Regions from separate parts of the Homo sapiens genome. Here region 2 is linked to region 1. A link is a contact called in ENCODE Hi-C or POLR2A ChIA-PET data. All regions are on one chromosome and are shown on one strand. The core of a region is the stretch at or near the end of the contact, and the rest is flanking DNA. Distances in the headings are between cores, read along the strand shown. Region 1 holds the start of HEPN1 (hepatocellular carcinoma, down-regulated 1). Region 2 overlaps CCDC15 (coiled-coil domain containing 15).

The links. A loop is a pair of places that touch in the nucleus more often than their neighbours do. ChIA-PET counts read pairs that join two places held with the same protein, here RNA polymerase II (POLR2A). Pooled maps may share reads with other maps.
Region 2: a map of Panc1 shows a loop between it and region 1 (2.8-fold over the local background). The contact joins the enhancer-like site here to the promoter of HEPN1 in region 1. A Hi-C loop is called at or near these places in 1 of 168 maps with a recorded cell type or tissue (Panc1), 5 of 37 single-sample maps with no recorded cell type and 10 of 50 pooled maps. POLR2A ChIA-PET finds 5 or more read pairs at or near these places in 2 of 52 experiments (OCI-LY7 and WTC11).

What each region holds. Positions count from the first base shown.
Region 1 is chr11:124,916,786-124,920,520 of GRCh38, forward strand. HEPN1 (hepatocellular carcinoma, down-regulated 1) reads left to right here and starts at 2,465. Exons shown (of 1, transcript NM_001037558.4): 1 at 2,465-3,735. The coding sequence starts at 2,966. The coding sequence ends at 3,232. It overlaps HEPACAM (hepatic and glial cell adhesion molecule), which reads right to left. Exons shown (of 7, transcript NM_152722.5): 7 at 2,420-3,735. All of the region lies in intron 1 of LOC107984406 (a long non-coding RNA gene), which reads left to right.
Region 2 is chr11:125,035,714-125,039,344 of GRCh38, forward strand. It overlaps CCDC15 (coiled-coil domain containing 15), which reads left to right. Exons shown (of 16, transcript NM_025004.3): 14 at 2,718-2,891; 15 at 3,208-3,356. Among named protein-coding and RNA genes, the nearest start is that of SLC37A2, 26 kb to the right of the region's middle. Within about 2 kb of position 1,303, at least 3 of the 41 ENCODE cell types and tissues checked have a DNase peak (open chromatin) inside an H3K27ac peak, as active enhancers do.

The DNA of each region.
Region 1 (3,735 bases), core at 1,215-3,714:
AGCAGAAGGAGCCCCTTCCCATAGCCACCACAGCTGGAAAGGTGCTTGGTGACATCTGAAGCCAACATGTCTCTTAGTCTCACCCAAGGCCAATGGCAAGTACTGCTTGGGTTCTATTGCAAATTATTGAGGGCCCTTGGGCTCTAGAGAGAGCAGGTGATGAATGCTGCCAGGACTGGGTCATTCCCTTCAAACCAATGGGTTCCCTTCTGGCCCAGGGTGTCTAGAAATGTTGTCTGGGAGCTAGGGCCTGAAATGGGGGACTCAGGACTCTGTCTTATGCCCTATCCTACTGTGGCTGAGCTTGTCTTATGCCCTGTCCTACTGTGGCTGAGCTGATATCCAAGTTGCAATACACAGTCCTGTTTACTCTTCCTGCTCCTCTCCTCCAACCACAGAAAGGAGTCTTTTTCAAAGCTGCAAGCTGTGATGCCTGGTGTTGGCAGAGGGATGATGCAAGCACTCCCTTGGCTGCACCAGCTGGTGTCTCACTAGATCATATGCTCAAGTCCACTGGCTTCAAGCCCAGCACAGCATCAGGAATCCCCCCTAGAATTGCAGTCCTTGTGTCCTAGACAGACTTTTAAAAGTTTATTTAGGACCCCAGAGCACTTTAACCCATGGTCGTGAGTCTTTTTGGAATTCAGGTTCCAACCACTGGGATGTGTAATTCCTCTCTGGCGAGGGCTGGTCTAAATGCTCCTTCTGTGGGTGCTGGCTGAGTTCTGCCTGGTGTTGTTTCTCCCTGTGACAGGGCAGCACTGCGTTCCAATGCAAAGCCCCACAATGACTGCACTCTCCCTCCCGCAAGTGCAGAGATTCTCTCTCTGTTCCATGCGGCAGCTGCCGGGTGATGAGGGAGGGGTGGTGTCAGCAATTCAAGACTGTCTTTCTTACCTTCTTCAGTGCCTCTTTCAGTGATATGAAGTTAAAACCAGGTATTGTGATCACTCATTGGATGTTTGGTTGTTATGAGGGTGCTTTTTTTGTGTGGACAGTTGTTCAATCTGGTGTTTTTGCAGGAAGACAATCAGTGAAGGCTTCTATTCAGCCATCTTGCTTCACCTCCCTTGGTAATCTCATATTTAATGAGTGCTAAGTACTTTGAGCTCACTGTGCTTTTAAATTTTGTTTTACTTCTGACTGCTTAAAAATTTCCCCCATCTCTGGCAGGGAAGTGGCTCATGCCTGTAATCCCAGCACTTTGGGAGGCCAAGGTGGGCGGATCATGAGGTCAGGAGTTTGAGATCAGCCTGGCCAACATAGTGAAACCCTGTCTCTACCAAAAATACAAAAATTAGCTGGACATGGTGGCACGTGCTTGTAGTCCCAGCTACTCGGGAGGCTGAGGCAGGAGAATCACTTGAACCCAGGAGGCAGAGGTTGTAGTGAGCCTAGACTGCGCCATTGCACTCCAGCCTGGGTGACAAGAATGAGACTCTGTCTGAAAAAAAAAAAAAAATTCCCCCATCTCTTGAAGCCAGCAATGCAAAACAAATATCATTTAAGCAAGACCTAGTTGTTTTGAAACAGGAAGACCTCTCAAACATCTAGTCTCAAGTATTTAGCAGAGAAGTTCCACATATCACTTTTTACCTGTTGCAATCTGGCTTTAACCCCTACTACATGTCTGAAACTACTTATGCCAAGTCACTCAATGTTTTCATTGTTGCCAAATTTAACATGCACTTTTAACTTCATTTCATATGTGAGCCCCCTGCCCTTGTAGTCCCGAATGCTCCCTTTTTCTTGAAACTCTCTTGTTCTTTTGATTGTGTGATATAGTTATCTCCTATATATTCTCCTATCTTGCTGGCTGTGCCTTTTAAGCCTTCTTGGTGAAGTCCTTTTAAATTTTCTACACATACTGATGCCTCAGAAATCTATCTGCAGCTTTCTTCACCTTCTACTTTGTATACTTTCCTGAAATAATTTCATCAACTGCTAGGCTCAGTACCCTGAATTCCCCCCCATCGTGTCTTGCACTTCCAAGCTTTTATACATGCTTCTCCCTCTGCTTGGAGTGTGTCCTCTCATACTTTTAAAAACCAGATTAACTAACAAGTCTTTCTAAGAAAGACTCAACTCAGGTCTGTTCTCCTCCAAGATGCCTTTGCTGACATCTAATCTACATGCTCCCAGAGCACCTTGTATCTACTTCTGCCATTGCATTTTACACACTATATTGTAATCTGTTTACTGATCTGTCTTCCTGACATAGTTATGCTGTATCAGCAGTGTCTAGCACAGGGCCTAGTCCATGGTAGGTAAACAAATGTTTGTCGAATAAATAAAAGAACACCTGAATAAGTAAATGAATGAACGGGTAAGTGATTTTGGAACGGACAATTTGGGGTTTGGAAAGAGGGTAAAGGAGGTGAAAGGAGAAGAAGAGAAATGACTGGTATATTTAAGCAGCTTGTTTTGTTACCCTTGTTTATGTGGAATAAAGTTGTCATTTCATTTCATCAAAAGTTTATTGAGCATCCAGTATGTGCTAGGCACTCTGCTGGATGCTAGTAATACAAAGATGAAGATGAAAACAACACAAAAACAAACCCCACTTCCTTACTTACCCCTCCCCACCCCCAATTTAAGGCAGATTTGGCTTAAGCCTGGCAAGCTGGCCCCTCAGGGATTCAGCACCAGGGTATGGCATGTTCTCATCTCACCCTAACCTTCACCTGTGCATCTCAAGGCTGACCAGCAGGTACTCCTTATCCAAGTCCTGCTGCCTCTTCCACCTTCTTGAGAAACTTTTCCCCTACATGCATTATCTCATTATGGATGAGGCACCTGGGAAGTTTAGGGGAGCTGCGAAGGCACACCTGCTCAAATGAGCCTGGGGAAGTGCCGAGGGACAGGGAGCTGAGACAGGCATGCTGTGGGGTTCAGGGCAGAGGGGGCAAACTAGAAATGTCAGTGCCTTTGGGGCTGAGACAAAACTTGACCTGGTGTGGAGGTGATGGGTAACTGGGGCCTTGGAATTGCTCCATGGGTTGATGGCGAATCAGAGCTGGAGTTTAGGAGACTAGGGATGCAAGGACCCTTGGAGGCATTAAGGAGGAGGGAATGGAATACACAGAGGGCCTCCTTCTCTTTCAGCTTTTTAATTGCCCTCTCTCCTCACACAGTAGATTACTGCCACTCCTATGAACTGTTCAATAGGCGGTGGCATGGGCATGTCCTGGCTACACAGCGGCCCAGCCTCTTTATTTTGATGTTAGTGTGATTAGGGAGTCTGCCCTTTTTCTGTGCCCTGGGACCTGAGCATGTGGGAGCAGGGCAGATGGGTGGCAGGAGGCCAGGGGTTGGATCATGTTCCCCCCAAATGCTGGGAAGCAATAAGCCTCCTCCTCCCCCCACCATTTCTCTGGAGATTAGGACTTATTCTCACAGCTGGAGGAAGCTCAACAACTTTCCTGAGGACAATGATTGTTTGAAAGGCTTGTTTTGTAAGGAAGCCAGGAGGAATATATGAGTTTGATGAGCTAAAACAGTTCCTCATTTGGTCTAGTTTTCGGGCCAGGGGAGTAAGTGAAATTCACTTCTCTATAAGAATAAGCCCATCCATCTCTTTTATTCATGAACAGAGACAGAAAGAGTGCTTGGCATGGCATGCCTCCGAGGGAGGCTGTGGGAGGAGGCCAAGCTGGCAGGCTCGGGTTCTTTGCCCTTGCTAGCGCCCAGGTCAGAGGGAAAAGGAATGTACTCGTACCCTTCCCTCACCACCTT
Region 2 (3,631 bases), core at 53-2,552, 120 kb after region 1:
CTTTTTATATTTTGTGTTATCTGTTGTATGTTTCCAAATATGAAGTTACGATGAGGCTTGCAAATAATATCTTATAACCTGTTGTTTTAAACTGATGACAACTTAACAGTGATTACATAAACAAACTAACAAGTAAAGAGAAAACTAATAAAAACTCTACACTTTAACATCATGCCCCTACTTTTAACTTTTTATTGTTTCTACTTATATTTTATTGTACTATGTCTTGAAAAGTTGTAATTATTATTTTTGATCAGTTCATCTTTTAGTCTTCCCACTCAAGATATGAGTAGCTTACACACCACAATTACAGTGTTTTGATATTCTGTCTTTTTGTGTACTTACTATTACTAGTGAGTTTTGTGCCTTCGGATAATTTCTTATTTTTTATTAAGGTGCTTTTCTTTCAGATTAAAGAACTCCCTTTAGCTTTCTCATAGGATAGGTCTGGTGTTGATGAAATCTCTCAGCTTTTGTTTGTCTGGGAAAGTCTTGAATTCTCCTTCATGTTTGAATAATATTTTCACCAGACATACTATTCTGCAATAAAAGTTCTTTTTCCTTTGGCACTTTCAATATATTATGTCACTCTTTCCTGGCCTGCAAGGCTTCCACTGAGAAGTCTGCTGCTAGGCATATTGAAGCTCCACTATATGTTATTTGTTTCTTTTCCTACTTTTAGAATCCTTTCTTTATTATTGACCTTTGGGAGTTTGATTATTGAATGTCTTGAGTTAATGTTATTTGGGTCAAATCTGCTCAGTAACCTTCTTGCACTTGAATATTGATATCTTTCTCTAGGTTTGGGAAGTTTTCTGTTATTATCCCTTTGAATAAACTTTCTACCCTCATCTTTCGATTTCCTCCTCAAGGCCCAAAACTCTTAGATTTGCCCTTTTGAAGTTACTTTCTAGGTATCATAGGCATACTTTCATTCTCTTCTATTCTTCTTCCTTTTGTCTCCTATAACTGTGTATTTTCAAATAGCCTGTCTTCAAGCTCACTAATTCTTTCTTCTGCTTGATTAATTCCACTATTAACAGACTGTGATGCATTCTTTAGTATTTCAGTTGCAGTTTTTAACTCCAGAATTTCTACTTGATTCTTTTAAATTATTTCAATCTCTTTATTAAATTTATCTGATAGGATTCTGAATTCCTCTCTGTGTTCTCTTGAATTTCTTTGAGTTTCCTCAAAACAGCCATTTTGAATTATCTGTCTGAAAGGTCACACATCTGTGTCTCTCTGGGATTAGTCACTGGTGACTTATTTAGTTCTTTTGGTGAGGTCATATTTCCTGAGTAGTCTTGATGCTTGTGGATGTTCACTGGAGTCTGGGCTTTTTTTCTGCCTCTTTGTGTGCTTAGTAATCTTTGGTTAGATGCCCAACGTTATGAGTTTTACCATGTTAGTTGCTGGATGTCTTTACATTATTGAACCTGGTTTTGGTATACAGTCAAGTTCATTTGATGACTTGCTTTTATAACTTGTTAGGTGGGTCTGGTGCAGTACTCAGTCTGGGACTAGTGTTTATTCCCTACTGCTCAGATAAGATCATTCTGAATACTCTACCTAATGTTCTGTGAAATACAAGTTTTTCAAGTTTGATTGGTGGAAATAAGGACAAATTATTCCTGGAGCTAGGTGGACTCTAGTCACTGTTCTCTTTTATTTTGGATTGTTCTCTTCCTAGCCTCAGGTTATTTCATTGCATACATGCACCAATCAGTGCTCTGCTGTGTACCAGGAGACTCTCTGTTCATTTCTGGGGTGCTGTCTCTGGGCAGCTTTCTTCTCTCTGGTACTTTGTCCTGTGAACTCTAACTGCCTTTGTCTCTCTGCACTCTTAACTCCATCTCTTCAATTCTTAGAGCCCATCAGGCTTCACTTCAATTTCCCTGCCCTGTGCCACTGCCTGGAACCTTCCAAGGCAGTAATCTCTAGCAGTTATAGGGTTTACTTCACTTGTTTCCCATCTGTCAAGGAGCAGTGTTGTTTGTTACCTGGTGTCCAATGTCTTGAAAACCATCATTTCTTGTATTTGTTTGATTTGTGTACTTTTTAAAACTTTTTAAATTTTTTTGGTGGTTTAAGGTTGGAGGGCAAATGCGGTCCCTGTTACTCTGTTTTGGTCAGAAGCAGAATCCCTGTTTACTTGTAGTTTCAATCTGAAAAGACTGTTTTGCTACATTCTTACAGAAAAACTGTTTTTTTTTTTTTTGAGATATGGGGTCTGGCTCTGTTGCCCAGGCTGGAGTGCAGTGGTGCAATTTCAGCTCACTGCAACCTCTGCCTCCTGAGTTCAAGTGATCCTCTGGCCTCAGCCTCCTGAGTAGCTGGGATTACAGGCCCGTGCCACCACTGCCTGGCTAATTTTTGTATTTTTAGTAGAGATGGGTTTTCACCATGTTGGCCAGGCTGATCTGAAACTCCTGGCCTCATATGATCCATCTGCTTCGGCCTCTCAGAGTGCTGGGATTACAGGCATGAGCCACCGCACCTAGCCAGGAAGAACTCTTTTAATAGTAGCCATTGCTCATTTCTCTTTGGGAGGAGATAAAGCAGCCAGCAGAAATTTTTGAGGATATTCTTGGGATATTAAACTGATTTCCTGACTCCTTAGTTTCTGGGAATTTCTGGGAGTTATTTGGATAAAGAAGCTAATTTTAAATAATAATTTTATGAAATTCCTAACCATGTTATGATTTTATTTTCAGAATTAAGAAAAAGAGAGAGCAAGAATGTTATGCTGCAGAGCAGAGGATCCTAAGAATGAACTTTCATGAAGATCCATATTCAGGAGAGAAGTTGAGTGAGATATTAGCCCAGTTACAACTTCAAGAAATAAAAGGAACCAGAGAAAAACAACAGAGAGAAAAAGAATACCTGAGGTAATTTGAAAAGGTCTTCATGATATTTTGGCTCTAGAAGAGACTTGGTAGAACTCATTGTTCTCATTTTCCTTAGAAGAGAATTGACTGTGTCTTTTCATACTTTTCCTCATTTAGGAGTTCATAACTTCACCAAATTTTTTGATTGCCTAATACTTCTTGGGTGTAGCCCTGCGTTTTTCCCAGTACAAAGAGGAAATGTCAAGGCCCAGAGATACGGAATAGATTTAACAGTTAAATCTGGCTGTAAAATCAGGATTCATACTCACTTTCTTTTTAATAGTTCACTTTGCCTGATTATACTTTATTTGTACAGATATGTAGAAGCTTTACGAGCCCAAATCCAGGAGAAAATGCAGCTGTATAATATTACTTTACCTCCACTATGCTGTTGTGGTCCTGATTTTTGGGATGCTCATCCTGATACCTGTGCCAACAACTGTATTTTCTATAAAAACCACAGAGGTAAGTTTCTTGAAGGAATAGTCAGGGCCTAATGGCAACAAGAAAAATAAATAAGAGTAGTGGTAATAGTAATTTACCATTTATTGAGTGCTTACTATGTATCAGAGACTGTTATAAACCCTTTACAAAATAACTATATGAGGCAGTGAAAAAATTATAATGAGTTATATTTCTCTTTGAGATCTGTTATCTTCTTGTCTCCATTTATGCTGGGGAAATATTTTCAGCTCATTCTACTGTAGGAGGTCTTGAGTTTCAGGTCCTTTAACTGAAGA